Regions from separate parts of the Mus musculus genome. Here region 1 is linked to region 2. A link is a loop called in an ENCODE intact Hi-C map of the cell type or tissue named here. Cell type or tissue: heart. All regions are shown on one strand.

The links. Peaks named below come from ENCODE experiments on the same cell type or tissue, not always from the same donor. Only the 100,000 strongest peaks of a DNase experiment are listed, where the experiment ranks them.
Region 1: a loop joins it to region 2, with 2.0 times the contacts of the local background. A loop is called at or near these places in 3 of 42 quality-filtered maps.

What each region holds. Positions count from the first base shown.
Region 1 is chr12:55,433,923-55,441,922 of GRCm38, forward strand. No RefSeq gene overlaps it. Among named protein-coding and RNA genes, the nearest start is that of Gm36571, 5.3 kb to the left of the region's middle. In heart, no CTCF peak of the experiment used is centred here; DNase peaks (open chromatin) are centred at 3,519 and 4,910; H3K4me3 peaks cover 829 bases; H3K27ac peaks cover 2,531 bases.
Region 2 is chr12:55,350,983-55,358,982 of GRCm38, forward strand. The region is part of intron 4 of Prorp (protein only RNase P catalytic subunit); the gene reads left to right. Among named protein-coding and RNA genes, the nearest start is that of Psma6, 44 kb to the right of the region's middle. In heart, a CTCF peak has its summit at 4,128 (motif pointing right); no DNase peak of the experiment used is centred here.

The DNA of each region.
Region 1 (8,000 bases), 83 kb after region 2:
ACCGTGCTGCAGTGATTAGCCCTTGCTGGGACTGGAATGAGGATGACAACAAAACAGCAGAACAGGAAAAACCTGGTTTGCCTGGGCAGAGAACCAGTGCTCTGCGGGGAGGCCCTGCTGACAGCCTCAGAGGGCTCAATCACCCTCACAGGGGTTTTCCAGGGAGAGAAGCCCGGAGCAGTTACTGACTGGATTTAGGTATCTTGTCCACAGCTACCACCACAGTACAACCAGGCAGCCTCTGGAGGCTTAGCTGGCCCTTGTTTCTGGGAGTTCATGCGAGTCTTCAACAAGAGGGAAGAAGAGAGTTTCTCTTTCAATATCAGCGTTAAGCAAAAAAAAAAAAAAAAAAAAAAACCATTTTAGATGAGTTTGTTTTTATATGTATGAGCCCATTGCCTGAACGTGTATATTTGCACACACACCTGACACCCACCCCAACCTGTGTTATTTCTGAAGTGGCAAGAGCTGTGGGACAGGCAAGTTTACCCCCTCTAAAGAAAGTAGTCTGCTTGCCCAAGGAGAAAAGCCATAGAGTCCTTCCACTGCTGGGTGACCTAAGGAGACTGCTTGCTTCTCTGTACCCTCTCTGTTAGGAACAACTCTAGAAAATGCACTTTTTCTAGAAAAAGTGGCCAGGGGCTGGGCATGATGCCATATACCTACTTGAGCAACAGACACAGGAGGATCAGGAGTTCAAGGGCATCTTCAGCTATATAAGAAGTCTGAGGCCAGCCTGGGCCATGTGAGACTGTGTAAAAATAAAAATTAAAAAAGAAACAAGCAGAGGGAGCCAGGGAAGAGGCTGATCAGAGGCCGTGGGATTCCATCTCTCCTCAGTTTAGGAAACATGTTTGTGTCCCAGCACCACATTATGGCTCACAGTCATCTGAAAATCCAATGAGGAGATCTAATGCCTTCTTCTGACTTTCAAGGGCACCAGGAACACATGGTGCATATACATATATCTAGACAAAATACTCATACTTAGAAAATAAAATTAAATAATCTAGAAGAAGGAGGAGGAGGAGAGGAAGAAGAAGAAAGAGAGAGAAAGAGAGAAAGGAAGAAAGGAAGGAAGGAAGGAAGGAAGGAAGGAAGAAAGAAAGAAAGAAAGAAAGAAAGAAAGAAAGAAAGAAAGAAAGAAAGAAGAAACCATTTCACACTGATCACCAGCAAGCATAACTTTAGTTTTAGTGATGGTCAAGGCAAGACAGGCTGAATCTCTCCGGGGCAGAGAGCTGAGGCCCTTCCTCTCTCATTGAGGAAACCATCTCTGAGACCAGGTGTGCCAGCATTGAGTCCTGGCTGCTTCCAGCAGGGTGGGAATTTGGACCTTTGTAGATGCAAATTAGACATGATATGTGGGCCAAACTAGCCTCCTGGCCTGCTTCTAGACAGGCTCTGTCAGGGACAACCCCAGGGACCTGCAGCCTTTGGTCCCTGAGACCAAGTCCTTCCTGCCACAAACCATGTGATGATCTTGTCTGGGACCTTGTCTCCTCCTCCTCCTCCTCCTCCTCCTCCTCCTCCTCCTCCTCCTCCTCCTCCTCCCACTCCTCCCACTCCTCCTCCGTTTTGTTTTGTTTTGTTTTGTTTTGTTTTGTTTTGTTTTGTTTGAGACAGGGTTTCTCTGTATAGCCCTGGCTGTCCTGGAACTCACTCTGTAGACCAGGCTGGCCTCGAACTCAGAGATCCGCCTGCCTCTGCCTTCCGAGTGCTGGGATTAAAGGCGTGCGTCACCACACCCGGCTCAGTGTACACAAATTGACTGTCTCTGTGAAGTGGGGAATCCTGCTTTCCTATGCAGTATATTTCATGGTCACTGTGAAGTAGGCAGTTTCTTCAGCGCAAGCTTCTCAGGTAGAGCTAAGGATGCTCAACTGACTTTTCATTTGTGAAAACCTCCAGTTTCAGGTTTTCTTGCACAAAGTGAGGGAGCTGCTGCTCCCCCCACCCCAGTGGGGAAACAGCCCATGAAGCAGGTATGGCGGTGCGCACCATATTCCTAGAAGTTGGAACCACCCTGAGTTTGAGGTCAGCCTGAGACCTTATCAAAGAAAAGGCATATGAATCCTAGTTCTGACACTTGCCCACCCTCCACCCCCGACTCCAGAGAGAGGCTGGGAACGGTGAAGAGCCTGTTCACAGAGTGAAGCCAGAAATTAGACAGAGTCTCTCTGTGCAGCCATGGCTGGCCTGAAACTTGGTCGATCAGACTGGTTTCCAGGGTGCTGGATTAAAGATGTTTGCCACCACACCTGACCTGAGACAGTGCATGTACTGTGCTAGAGAGAACGCCGGCTAGGGCTGGGGATGTAGCTCGTTGGTGGAGTGCTTGCCTGGCAATGCATGAAGTCCTGGGTTTGATCCTGAGCCCCACACAAACCAAGCATGCTACTGCATGCTTATAACCCGGCACTTGGAAAGTGGAGATAGAAGGGGCCAAAGTTCAAGGTTAGCCTCACCATATCTGGAGGCTAGCTTGGGCGACTCCACGCTATGTTTTAAACAAAAGGATACATCACTGTTTTAGAGCTGCTTTCAAGTGTCCATGGCATCCTAAACTTCTAAAATGTGATTTCCTGAGAATATTTTCATATCCAAAGCAGAAACCCTGGCTGTTCCTATCAGTCCCCCTCCCCACTGGTTCCATACCTGAGCAAGCAGACATGGCCCTGTATATCTATACATGGTTTCTTCAGCCAGGGAGTGAACTTCCCACCTTTTTAAAGATATTCTGCCCCCCCCCACCCCCATCACTAATTTGTTCGGGATATATGAGGCCCTTTTTTCAGGGTGTGGAGGGGGCGAGCCTCTGGCCTCACCTGAGGAGAACTGTTTCTTCCTGAGAGAGCACACCAGGAAGCAAGCTGAGAGGGGCCCTGGATTTAGGGTTGTCTCTCACTCCCTTTTTGTTCTGGGGTATACAGAGTCCTCGAAGCCCCGCTGGTCCTGGTTCAGCTGGACCCTCACAGAGCAGAGCTGTTAGGTCCCTGACCTGCACTGAGAGCCTGCCTTCCCCAGGGCTCCTCACCCCAGCCTGTTGCCATGGAGAAGATGATGGGTGTGTGGGTCAATGCCCCCTGGAGAAAGAAGGTCTGTTAAGGAGGCCTTAGAGGACAGAGAGGTAGCCACTGGGAAACAAACTCATTTGATGACCTGCAGTTACTCTCAGAAGCCAGTGAAGTTTGCCAGCCTCTTCGAGACAGCCTAGCTCTTCCAACTCTCCATATCCCAATAGGAAGGTATGGCCGCTTGGAGCCTAGATTGTGCAAGAGATTTTGCAACCTCATGATGACTTTTGTCACCTATAGAGAACCGCAGGCCAGCTCACAAGCCAACTTGCTTATCAGGTTATTGGAGTCAGGAGGATTATCGGCCTTGGGATGGGGAAACCCTCTCTTACACAGCTTCCTTCCTGCCCCCTGACTGGGCCCCATGGATGGAGGAAGGCTTCCTGGACCTGGTAACTTGGCTGCTGGGCTCCCAGCCAAGTATCCCGAGGACACTCCTGACACCTGGATTCTTCTTCTCTTCCTGGGGCGTGGGGACCCTGAATGGGCGCCTTCTCTGCATAGAAAACACCCAAATGTGTCAGGGCTCTGGGACAGCAACTCCAGCCACCTGTCCAGTTTGTTCTGTATGACACCTCCGAACCCAGTGAGGACCCTTTCTCTCACACAGATCGTGCCTCCTACCGGCAAGGCCCTTATCTGCCAAGACTGGGCTATAAACCTGGTGTGAACCTGCCCAGCTCACGGCAGGTGCCCAGTGACGGTTCTGTCTCAAGGCCCTTTACCGACACAGTGCCATCAGTCAGCAAGGACATGTGCACATCTGACCTGTAACAGTTGCTATGTTTGAAATCTTAATATACTACCAGAGTGCTGTTTGCTCTACTTAAGATTTATTTCTTTGTTTGTATGTCACATGTGTGTAGGTGACACGCAGGAAGAGGCCAGAAGAGGGTATCAGATTCCCTGGGGCTAGGATTATCAGTGGTTGTGAGGGGCCGAAAGTGGTGTTGGGGTCAGAAAGAACTTGAGCCTTCTGGAAGAGTTGTTTGTATGTTTTAGGATCTTTTGTTTTGTTTTTTGAAACATGGTCTCTTTCTATGTAGGACTGGTTGCCCTGGAACTCTGTATAGATCAGGCTGGCCTCTGCCTTCCTTGTTGGGATTAAAGGCGTGTGCCACCCTGCCTTTAGGATTTTTTTTTTTTTTTTTTTTTTTTTTTTTGGTAAGGGAATGCTTTGAAATCAAAACAGTTTATCACAAAGAAAGAGCAGAAAACACAATCTTCGGAACCGCATGCCTTAGTGCACCGGACAGAACAGAGTGTCACTTGCGCATGCGGCTCCTGAGAATCAGCACACGCCACGTGCTGAGAAGTAAATCCTGTGCTGTAGGCTGGACAGACCTGAGCTTCAGAGCCTCAGCTTGCCGTCCTTTTCATAGGACTTTTTCATATGCAGAAAAAAATCTGTCTCCCCTCATTTCCAGATTCCTTTCTGAGCCCTCCACCTCCCCGCAGATCATAGCCTACAGTCAGGATGGAGAAACAGGAGCAAACTAGACCGGAGTTTGGGCCTTCAGTGCTTCGTTTCTCTGCTGTTTCACCCACTGACCTCTGACCCTCAGGTGGGTCCAAGAAAGGGGCAAAGCGCTGGCTACCGCCGCAGATGCAAGAGTGTCGTGGGGATTGTTCATTTTATTCGGCAGCCTGGCTGGCTGGCCGCACCTTAGGGAATCTGGCTCCTGACATCATCTTGCATTGGCCAGCTCCCCTGCAGGACTGAGGGGAGGGCTCAGGAAATACCAAGGTTCGCTCAGGACCCAGGCTCCCGTGCTACAAACTGGAAGGGTGGAGGAGGGGTTCAGGTCCTCGGGTGCCCCTCAGCTGTAGCTTTAGACCCTCGCAGCCTTCTCTTCACCCCTGCTCAGGCCTCTTTCCACCTGGCCTCCTCTGCTGTTTCCTTGGCTTTTTCCCTGGCTTGCTCTCAGTTCTTAGAAAAATCCCCTCCAGGAAGTGTGTTGCCGCAAAATAATGCAAATCTGCTGTGGGGTTCCCAGGCAACATGCCTCTGTCTCTGAGGAGACAGGGGAGGGAGGAGTTCTGATACTGAAGAGGGAGGGCGGGGCGGGTCCTGAGCCCTTCAGTGCCCCTCTGCAGGCATCCTGATGCCATTCGGCCTGTGTCTAAGGGACCAGGGAGCCAAGCTCAACCCCAGGAAAGACCTTGCCAAACCTTCAAATGCTCAGTGGTCTTTATGTACAAATGCTTTATATGCATTACATTTTTGTATGTATTAAAGCTAACGTCAATTTTTTTAAAAACGATTTTAAATAATTTGTTTATTATTTTTCTATGTGCTTTGGTGTTTTGCCTGAATGTATGTCTGTTGACATATAGGGTGTTGGATCCCCTGGAACTGGAGTTACAGACAGTTGTGGGTGGCCTTATGGGTGCTGGGAATTGAAACTGGGTCCTCTGAAACCAGTTCCAAGTTAATGTTGCTTATATGTTAAAGTTTATGTGGAGCTGGAGAGGTGGTACAGTGGTTAGAGCCTTTGATGCTCCTCCAGACGGTCTGCCTTGGGTGTCCAGCACACACCCATACACAGAAAATAAAAATAAACAAATAGTTTTTTTTTCTTTTTTCTTTTTTTTTTTTTTTAAATCTGTTTACTTAAGTTAAACTCCTTGTCCAGTGTAGAGCAGGGGTGGCTATCTGAGAACTGTCCCCTCATGTGGGCCTTATGGTCACAGCAGACTGAGACCCCTGGAACCTGAGTTTTCAGACTTGTGCCTAGGTCCATGGTGTAATCCCAGCACCTGGGGAGTGAGGGTAGGAAAGTCAAGGCTGTCCTTGGCTGTATAGTAAATTGAAGGCTAACCTGGGCTACATGAGACCCTGGCAAGAAAGCCAGCTGGGGGAGAAAGAAGGGAGGAAATAAAGGACGAAAGGGGGTGGGGGGGCTCCGGACCAGGTACCGGGAAGCCTCACCACTATGAGCCCACATGGCATATGACTGGGATGTAAGTGTCCTACAGTCACCATTTCAGAGCAGAGAGGGAGAGGGAGGTGGTTAAACAATGGCTGATGTCAGTCTCCTCTCAGCAGTCTTTTGGGGTTACTGCTGTTTGGAGTAGGATCTCACTCTATCCCCAGCTAGCCTTGAACTCCTGGTGGTCTTCTTCGGGCTCCAGAGTGTCCGGATTGCAGGAGGATCATCTCCTCGGGTCTCATCGCTGTCTATGCTTCCCAGCCTTCCCCAGTCACTCCTTAGCCTGGGTGACGGTCTGAATGGAATATGTCTGCTTTCCTGGCTGCTTTCTGCTCCTGCTGTTTTTGTCTCCCTTAATTAGACCATGACCACTCTGAGAGGAATGGAATTTGCTGGGCTACTCCTAATTGAGGCCAGGCGGGAGCAACACACATTGAGCGTCTATGACATACCTGGCCCTTGAGTTAGTGCTGAGTATAAGCACTCCCTACTTCTCAGTGGCAATCCTGTGAGATAGATGTTTTCTCGCCTTACAGATGGGATTCTGGGCCTCAAAGAAATTAATGAGTGGCCTAAGGTCACACAGGTGATGTATCAATTCCAAACCAGGCCCATTTGAAATTCGTGAGTGACCTCGAGTCCTGTGTTGTCCCTGTGTTGTCGGGCAGGGTGTGTTACATAATGTGCAGCTCTCAGTTGCAAAATCCCAACAGTTGGTGCATTGTCTTAGCCAGATCCAAACACAAAGGTTCATACCTTCACTGTACCCAACAAGGGGGTGAGAGGCTCCTTGGAGGTCCATAAAGATGTGGGCATTTCACCCGTGGCTCTCTCAGATGGCCTGAGACTGCTCATCAGAACACAATGACAGGTAGAGACATGAAGCCATCCTCATGTGCTCTTGAAGCTATAGACCTAACAAGAGACAAGCCAGAGCAACTTCACCTAACTCCTGAAAAGTAGAATTTGCCTCCTGCTGGTAGGCATTATGTGGCTAAATTTATTCAGCTAAGTGTGATGGATCTGGGACAGGACCCTACCTAATTCTCAAGGCCCCTGTTAAGGGGTGAAAGGCTGCAGGTAGGAGTTAGGATACAGCTGGGGAGGGTCAAATCTCTCTTCCTACAAAGGACACTGACAAACAGGTACAGGTCAGTAACTCCTAGGACAAGTCTCCTGTCCAGCCCCGTGAAGGACATTGAGGTGGATACACAGACAGGCTCTCCTCACCCTGTCTCCACCATCTGTTTAAGATCTAGGACAGAGCAGGCTACAGAAGCCTAGGGGCTTCTGTTTGTGTCTGTGCACGTGCGTCTGTACATGTGCGTGTGCTGCTGGGAGTAAACCAGGGCCTTTGTGAATTCGAAAAGCGACTCCAACACTGTGCTGTACTCCCCTGCCTCAAAACTAAGACACCTTCTTTTGTTTGTCCTGTAGTCCTGCAGTGCATACACATGCGATTGCCAGAGTTCATGTGTGTGTATGTGTGTGTGTGTGTGTGTGTGTCTTTGAGAGAGGTCTTGCTATGCAGCTCTGACTGGCCTCAAACTCTTCCCACCTCAGCCTTGTGAGTGCTGGGATTCGAGGGCACACGCCCACCCATCCTGGCAGGCCTTGTACTCTTGATCATATTCTGCTTTACTCTAGAGCTGGAGTTTTTGGATCTTCCTTCTGTCCGTCCGTCCTTCCTCCTCCTCCCCCTCCCCCCTCCTTCTTCTTCTTTTCTCTCTCTCTCTCTTTCTTTTTTTTTGTTTTTTCGAGACATGGTTTCTCTGTTTCTCTGTGTAGCCCTGGCTGTCCTGGAACTCACTCTGTAGACCAGGCTGGCCTCAAACTCAGAAATCCTCCTGCCTCTGCCTCCCGAGTGCTGGGATTAAAGGTGTGCACCAACACTGCCAGGTCTTCTCTCTCTCTCTCTCTCTCTCTCTCTCTGTCTGTCTCTGTCTCTCTCTCTCTCTCTCTCCTTCTTCCTCTGTCTTGTGTTGCTGTT
Region 2 (8,000 bases):
TGAGTATGTGTAGGTGAGTGTGGGTCCCCTCAGAAGACAGAGGCGCTGGAGCTAGAGTTTACAGACAGTTGGGAGCCAGGGTGCTGGGATCTGAACTCAGGCCCTATGGAGTTGCAGCAAGTGTTTCTGACCCCTGAGCCATCTCTCCATCCTGTATTTCCGCTTTGTTTGTCTTTTAGATAAAATCTCGAATAGCTTTGGTTGACCCCAAATTCAGAATATACCTGAGATGACTTTGAACTCCTGATCCTCCTGCCTCTGATACCTAAGCGCTGGGACCCCCATCTCTGGTCCACTTCTTTTTCCCTTTGAGATGGAGGCTACAGGATGCATTATGCCTGCCTTCTCACTCTCCATTAGACAATATATATCTAAACATACAGCTTGGTTTAGTTTTGGTTTTGTCTTTCATCTGATAAGGTCTCTTCTACAGAATTAAATATTTTGGAAACCATCCTGAATGAGTAAGAACTGCTTCCCTACTGTCCAAAATTTAGGTTGCCCCTGTTTGTTTGTTTTTTTTTTTTTTTAATAGTAAGGCAGTGGCATGGGGCTGCAGATGTCGCTCAGCAGAGGGCTTGCCAAGCAAGCACCATATAAACTGGGTGTGGTAGTACAAGCTTGTCATCCCAGCACTGGAGGTGGAAGAAGAATCAGGAGTTCAAAGTCACGCTCTGCTATGTGAGTTTAAGGCCAGCGTGGGATATATGTGAGACCGAAAGTAATGGAGCCGTCTGACAACGTAGACTCCACCTCTGAATCTCTCGGCATTGCATGAAGCCTGTGTTCCACTTGCTTTGTAGTGGAGAAGGCATGCTTCTGCAGGTCAGAGCACATCAGACAGTAGATGACCGCCTTAACCCTCAACTTACACACACACACACACACACACACACACACACACACACACACACACACGTTTCTGTGTGCCTGGGTAGAAGCGAAACCCTAGAAGCCAGTGCTTTATCCACTGAGCATCTAGCTCGTCAGCCCCTTCTGTAACTGAGTGGAGCTCAGTGTCCTGGTGAGGCCATCAGCAGATGTGTGTGTAGCACATGAAGTTCTAGTGCCAAGCTGCCTAGGGTCCTATTATGGCAAGGGGCTGTGTCTGTGGCATACTCTTGGTGATGGTTCAACTCCCTAGCCCTCTGTGGTCTGAGCTGATGTTCTCATACTCAAGAGCCATATGTCCCTCTTCTTTGAGAACTGCAGCTATGTTTATGTATCTTCTGACTCCCATTCTCCCTTTTTTAAGGACTGCATGATTGTATGTGTGAGTCCCCAGGCTCAGAGAAGTTCACTAAGGAATAGAAAAGTGTGTTCCATTGAAGCCCCCTTTCCCCTTACCAAAAATACAGTATTTTGTTAGTTACTTAGTTGTTAGTTAGTTGGTTAGTTATGGTTTGGATTTGGTTTTTTGAGTCAGGATCTCATGTAGCTCAAATTGTCCTTGAACTCACTAAGTGGATGAGGCTGGCCTTGAACTTCTGACATTCCTGTCTCCACCTAGTGAGTACTGGCATAAGCATGTACCACCATACCAAGTTGTTATGTGATGCTGAGCATGAAGCCCAAGGGCTACATGCATGCTAGGCAGGCATTCTCCAACTAAGCCCCACCCCCAGCCTTGGTTTGTTTGTTTAGATTTAGGTGAGTAGGGGAAAGTAGGAAGGTCTTTAAAAAGTATTTGTGAGTTACTATTTTATGTGTATGGGTGTTTGCCTGCGTGTATGTCTGTGCACTATGTGCGTGCCTGGTACCCATGGAGGCCAGAAGAAGGCATCAGATCTCCTGGGACTGGAGGTACAGATGGTTGTGAGGAGTTACCATGTGGTACTGGGAATGGAACCTGGGTCATATACAAGAGCAGCAAGTGCTCTTCACTCTCCAACTCCCTACTTTTATATTTAATGCTTCATTTTCCATCTGTTTTGAGTTTCTGGGAATAACAAATTACACTTATCCCCAGGCTATTAAGACGGCTCAGCAGGTAAAGTCATTTGCTGCCAAGCCGGATGACCTGAGCTCTGACCCCAGGTCCTACCTAGTGGAAGAAGAGCACTGACTCTCTACAGTCGGACTCTGACCTTCACATGCACACCGATGGCCACACACACACACACACACACACACACACACACACATACCGCTCCACATACATGCATGCATATGTAGAAAAATGAACAAATGTGATAGCTTACAAGATCTTAAAGTTAAAACAAATTGTGCACAAATTGTCTTTGAGTACTGTGAAACCTATCCTGTTGGGTCTAGGATTCTCCATTACCACAGTCCCTTCCTTTACTGTTGCAAAGGCCAAACTAACAAACACACTTGATTTAAAGCTCTATTGTTCCTCAGCACCTCCAGTTTCCTCCGTCAGTCCTGACGTCCTCTGAGCAGACTTTCTCTTTGTTGTTTGAGCAGCTTTCTGAGAAATGAAATTGCCGATATGGTATCAGTTTACCAGGTGCTTGGCTTTTACCGGAATGAAAGCTCTCCCTGGTGCTGGGAGAGGGGCTGTTTCCTCCCCCACGGTATACTGTGTGTATCTATCTGTTCTGCAATCTGTATTAGGAAATCTACATCATTAGAATAGAACATCACTCTCCAGTGTCATGAGTATCGGTGACATTTGCCCCCTTGTATAAACTTTGCAAGTTTACTTTCCTTATTAAGCCTGTTTGTTGTAGAGCCTGTTGAACTGGGAACGAAGCCAGAGGCCTGTACAGGTGCAGTATTAGAAGACTCCACCGTGTTCATTATTGAGTATACTTCTTGTCTCTGTGGAGGGAAGCTCTTTCTTATTTATTTATTGATTGATTGATTGATTGAGATAATGTTAGACTTTGGCACCTACGTCATCAGTGTTTACTGTCATACATATAATGTAGGTAGTGAGACAGCCCCTCTTGCCTCTCATTTCCACAAAGGCTGAGCAAATTTGGAGAAATTTAGCACGTAAGGAACCTAAGCAAGCAGACTGTCCCCAGGTGCAGGGATTGTAACCAGCACTGTGCAGGCAGAGTTAGAAATCCTGGGGAGGACAGACCAGAGCTCCTTAGGAAACAGGAAAATGTAAACGCTACATGCTATTCTCACACCGTGTGCATCCATCCAGACACCTTCAAAGTACTGAGTTGACTTTTGTCTGATTTTGTTTTGTTTTTAAATGGAGGCTCAGTCTCAGCTCAGACCTTCCGTAAACTCTCAGCAAGCTGTCTCCCTTGGCCTGTTGAGGATCTAGGTGTGAGCCAACAGCCTAGGAAAGATGTGCCTTAAATAAACACTTGAACTATGGCGGGTAGATCTTGTTTAACAAATTTTAAGAAGTCATTGTAATGGATTCCTCTTAGTTATGCATCAGACAGTGTATAGCAGTTTAACACACTGGTATGGGGTATCCTTGGGAGCGTGACGCTGCCTGAGACCTGGGGTGTTCTTACAGGTTCCTGCAGTGTGCACCTGGGAGCCAAGCATGTCTGTGAGCTTCAGGCTCTTCCTCCTTCTCTGTCCTCTCTCCCTGAGCAGCAGGGCCCCTTTATACTTCCCCCAGCTTCTCATTGCCTGGCACAACTTAGGACTCTAAATGCTGCCTTTGCACTAGTTCTGTTTACTGATAGTAACCAGTCTGTTCTATCAAGGCCTTTCCTTGCTGAGGGTAAGTAGACACAGTGTAACCTTGAATACTTTTGTTCAGATTTTGGCTTTGGGGTTTTTGTATGTTTTTAGAGTCAAGGCCTTGTGTTCTTCTAGCTGGCACGAAACTCATAGTAATAGACCAGGCTGGCCTTAGAGCACAGCAGACTTGTTGCCTCTGCCGCCAGTGTGCTGGAATTACAGGAAAGTTGGGGGTTGGTTTGGTTTGGGTTTTGAGATGGTCTTACAATGTAGCCCAGGCTAGCCTCTAAATGTAGGTATTTTTAAACAAGTATAAAAGACAAAGGCAGGAGGATCAGATGTCCTGAGCTATATAGTAATGCCCCCTGGGGGGGGGGACAGAAAAATAAATACTGTTAAGATAAGTTAGTAAATGACCATGAGGACTTCAGGCTGTCATATGCCAGCTTTCCATTTCACACCCTCCCACACTGTACACTGTACCCGAGCATCCTAATTCCTGCGTGTCCTGTAGGTGGCAGTACATGTATAAAAAAATATCAGTTCATGTGCGATTTGAGGATGGTCAGTGGTTGGGTTCCTTAGGGAGTAAGGTTCATTTGAAATACTCTCTCGGTTAATTTCCCTGGATCCTCTAGATATATTAAACACAAAGCTTCTTACTAAATCAAATTTCCACTCCAGTCTCTTCAGCCATGATCTGACCTCCTGCCTAGTTGTAATAAAGACCATGGCAATATGCAACTATGGAGAAAAGGGTTTATTTGACTTACATATCACAGTCCACTGAGAGAAGCCAAGACAGGAACCTGGAGGCAGGAACTGAAGCAGAAACCATTGAGTAATGCTGCCTAATGGTTTATTCTGCATGGCCTGTTCAGTTTGCTTTCCTGCGCACCCAGGACCACACACCCAGGGTGGTACTGCCCACAGTGGTACTGTCCAGGGTGGTACTGTCCAGGGTGGTACTGCCCAGGGTGGTACTGCCCTTGGTGGTACTGTCCAGGGTGGTACTGTCCACGGTGGTACTGCCCACGGTGGTACTGCCCACGGTGGTACTGCCCACGGTGGTACTGCCCACGGTGGTACTGTCCAGGGTGGTACTGCCCATGGTGGTACTGTCCAGGGTGGTACTGCCCATGGTGGTACTGTCCAGGGTGGTACTGCCCACGGTGGTCTGGGCCCTCCCACGTCAGTCATCAATTAGGAAGAGGCTTCACTGGCTTGCCAGTCTAATAAAGGCCTTTCCTCCATTGAGGTCCCCTCATCTCAGATGACTGTAGCTTGTGTCAAGTTGACAAAAACAAACCAACACCCCTCCCAAACCCTCTTTCCCCCCAGAAATCACATTACATGCTCATTTTCTCTTTGGAATGCAATAACTGAAACAAATCCTATGTAAAGTTGTTGTTCTATTTTTCTCATGGAGATTGACTCTCTGAGGACATCATTAATTGTGATGTAGACAGGGTAACCAGTGTCGTAGGTCTCAGATAACTCTATAGTTGTGGGGCCAATCAGGTAAACACTGACATGTAGGAAGGGGCTCATTAGAAGTGTGAGCAGCTTGTTTGGCTTGTCTGCTTACTGTGGATTTGTTTGTTTGTTTATGGGGATGGAGCATGCCACAACACGTATGTAGCCAGAAGTCAACTCATAGAAACCAGTTTTGTCTTTCCACCACGTGAGTCCTGGGTCTCAAACCCAGATCATCAGACTTGGATGGAAACACCTTTAGCTTCTGAGCCATCACATTGGCCCCTGTTATATTTCTTTGAGAAAGGCCCAGACTATCCCATATTCTACTGTATAGCCAGGTAGCCTTAAATTCCTGGGTAATCTTCCTGCCTCAGCCTCTGTGCCTCACTGATAATCTGTTCTGTTCTCTTTAAACATTTGGGGTTTTGCTGTAGGGTTCATTCACTAAATATTGAGTACTTATTGAATACCAGTTGTGTGCCAAGTAGGTGCCCCGAGTCATACTTATGAAAGGACATGCGTGGTACCTACCTCTTCTCAAGTTAGGGGATTCCTGTAAGACAGCAGTGGAAGGTACAGTAAGAATAGGAATTGATTGCTGTAGAATAATTATAAATCTGTTTACCTCAAACTCTTCCACAGTTCTTAAGAAAGTTGGAAAATAAGCTGGGCACTGGTGGCACACGCCTTTAATCCCAGCACTCGGGAGGCAGAGGCAGGTGGATTTCTGAGTTCAAGGCCAACCTGGTCTACAAAGTGAGTTCCAGTACAGCCAGGGCTACACAGAGAAACCCTGTCTCCAAAAACCAAAAAAAAAAAAAAAAAAAAAAAGATAGTTGGAAAGTTTAGTCAAGGAAGATCTCTAAGAAGAAACATTTCCTAACCATGGCGGAGTGGGACAGGTGCCCGAGAGTCTATGTAGAAGAGGCACACAGAGTGCTACCATTGTGTAAAGAAAACACATACCCCTGCCCCCAGCCAGCATGCACATGCTTGTACACATCTTGCTAGCCGCTGCCTGGGAGATGGAGAAGTGCCTTTTGCCTTTGAGGTAAGGAGCTGGGGGTCTAGAGATGGAGAAACGTTTTATCTGTTTGGTGTTTTTTGTTTGTTTGTTTTGTTTGTTTGTTTGTTTGTTTTAGATTTTTGAACCCTATAAATTAATTACTCATACAAAAATTAAAGTTGTACTTCCTTGGATCATCCTATAACCACAGCTGAGGAGAATATATACCAGCCTCTTTCATTTGGTAGATTGCATAAGTACAATCCTGAAGGTACACCTGACAAAAAGTATCACCAAGGATCATGTAAGTGTGTGATGCATTTTGTTTTGGTTACAGGGAACTTTCCACTTTTATTTTCATGCCTTTCAACTCGTATATCCTGATAAACACCCAGTGGTTGAGAGTGGGTGTGGTTCCTCCCAGAGATGCTAACTGCAGAGGTTTTTTTTTTTTTTTTAATACATCAAAGAGCCACATGGTTTTGTCTCTGTTTGGTTTTGTTGTGTTGTGTTTAGGGGAAATTACACATGAAGTATGCCAGATAATCCTGGAAGAAGACAGATTAAAAGGAAAAATATGATTTAGTGAGTCCATTGGTGTTGTCCCTTTGTGCGGTGAATTGCTTTTAGGATGCTGTTGGAGGAGGCATAGGAGATACGCAGAACAGAGCAGGGCTTATTGCGAAACCCCAGCCACTGGAGTGGTGGCATCAGGAGAATCTAGGTGGTCAACCTAGACCACACAGCAAATCCCATCTCAAGACGAAGCAAACATATGTAAAAGAAATCCCATGGGGTACAGACTCAGCCATATGTGAGTCCCAAGGAATCCTATTAGTATATATGTTTAAGAATCGTGTAAGGAGATAGAGGGTTATAAACAATTTAATTTTTTAACATGTATTTATTGTGAGCACAGTATATGTGCAGGAAAAAAAGGGGTTCTTGGATTCCAGCCCAAGTCAACAGGCTTGGTGTCAAGTGCCTTTACCTTTTAAAGCTTGGCAGGGTAGTACTGACCAGTGGTCACAACCCTTGGGAGGTAGAGGCAGGGAGATCAGGAGTTGGGGCTATTGTTGGCTGCATAGGGGAGTTAGAAGTCAGCCGGGCTATATAACAAGATCATCGCCTATATCTCAAGCTTCATCCCCACCCCATAATCATCCCCGAAGCCTCCCAAAAATCCAGGAGAGTATGCAGTGTGCGGAGAAACCACCCTTGTCTTTCCGCAGATAACTTATGCTAAGCTGCTTTAAAATTCACTTACAATTTATCTTCAGCAGGCTTAAAGGTTTTTTCCCCTGTGTCCTGTCATTCCTTAGACACTACGCAGCTTTTTGTTTTCCTTCACAGTGATCACAACACGATTTTCCCCCTGATTATGCAATAGTTCCTCATCTTGATTTATAGCCAGTAAACATGAAGTTATACCTGGCATTTTATTTTGAGAAAGAAACAAGTTTGAGGCTGACAAGATGGCTCAGGAGGTAAAAGCACTTGCCTTTCAGCCTATTGACATGAGTTTGATCCCTAGGGAAGAGAGAACTGACTCCCCCAAATTGGCCTCTGACCTCCACAGGCACACTGTGGCACAGTGCAAGAGTGTGTGTGTGTCGATGTTGTACAAAGAGAGCAGTAGGCATGGCAGGAAGGACAGCTTGACACCAGATGTAGACCTGCGCTCCTGTGTCCCACCCTTGGGAAGTAGAGGCAGAAGGCACTGGAAACAAAATCACCCCTAGATACTTAATGAGTTTAAGGCTAGCCTTCATGACCATGTCTCAAAAGTTCCCATACCCCTTCAAAACAAGAAAAAGAAGCCTGCCTGTCTGTACTGGTTTTGTTAGGGAAAGAAATGTGGAAAGTGGACCATTGGGTTCCCTACCAGTAAGAG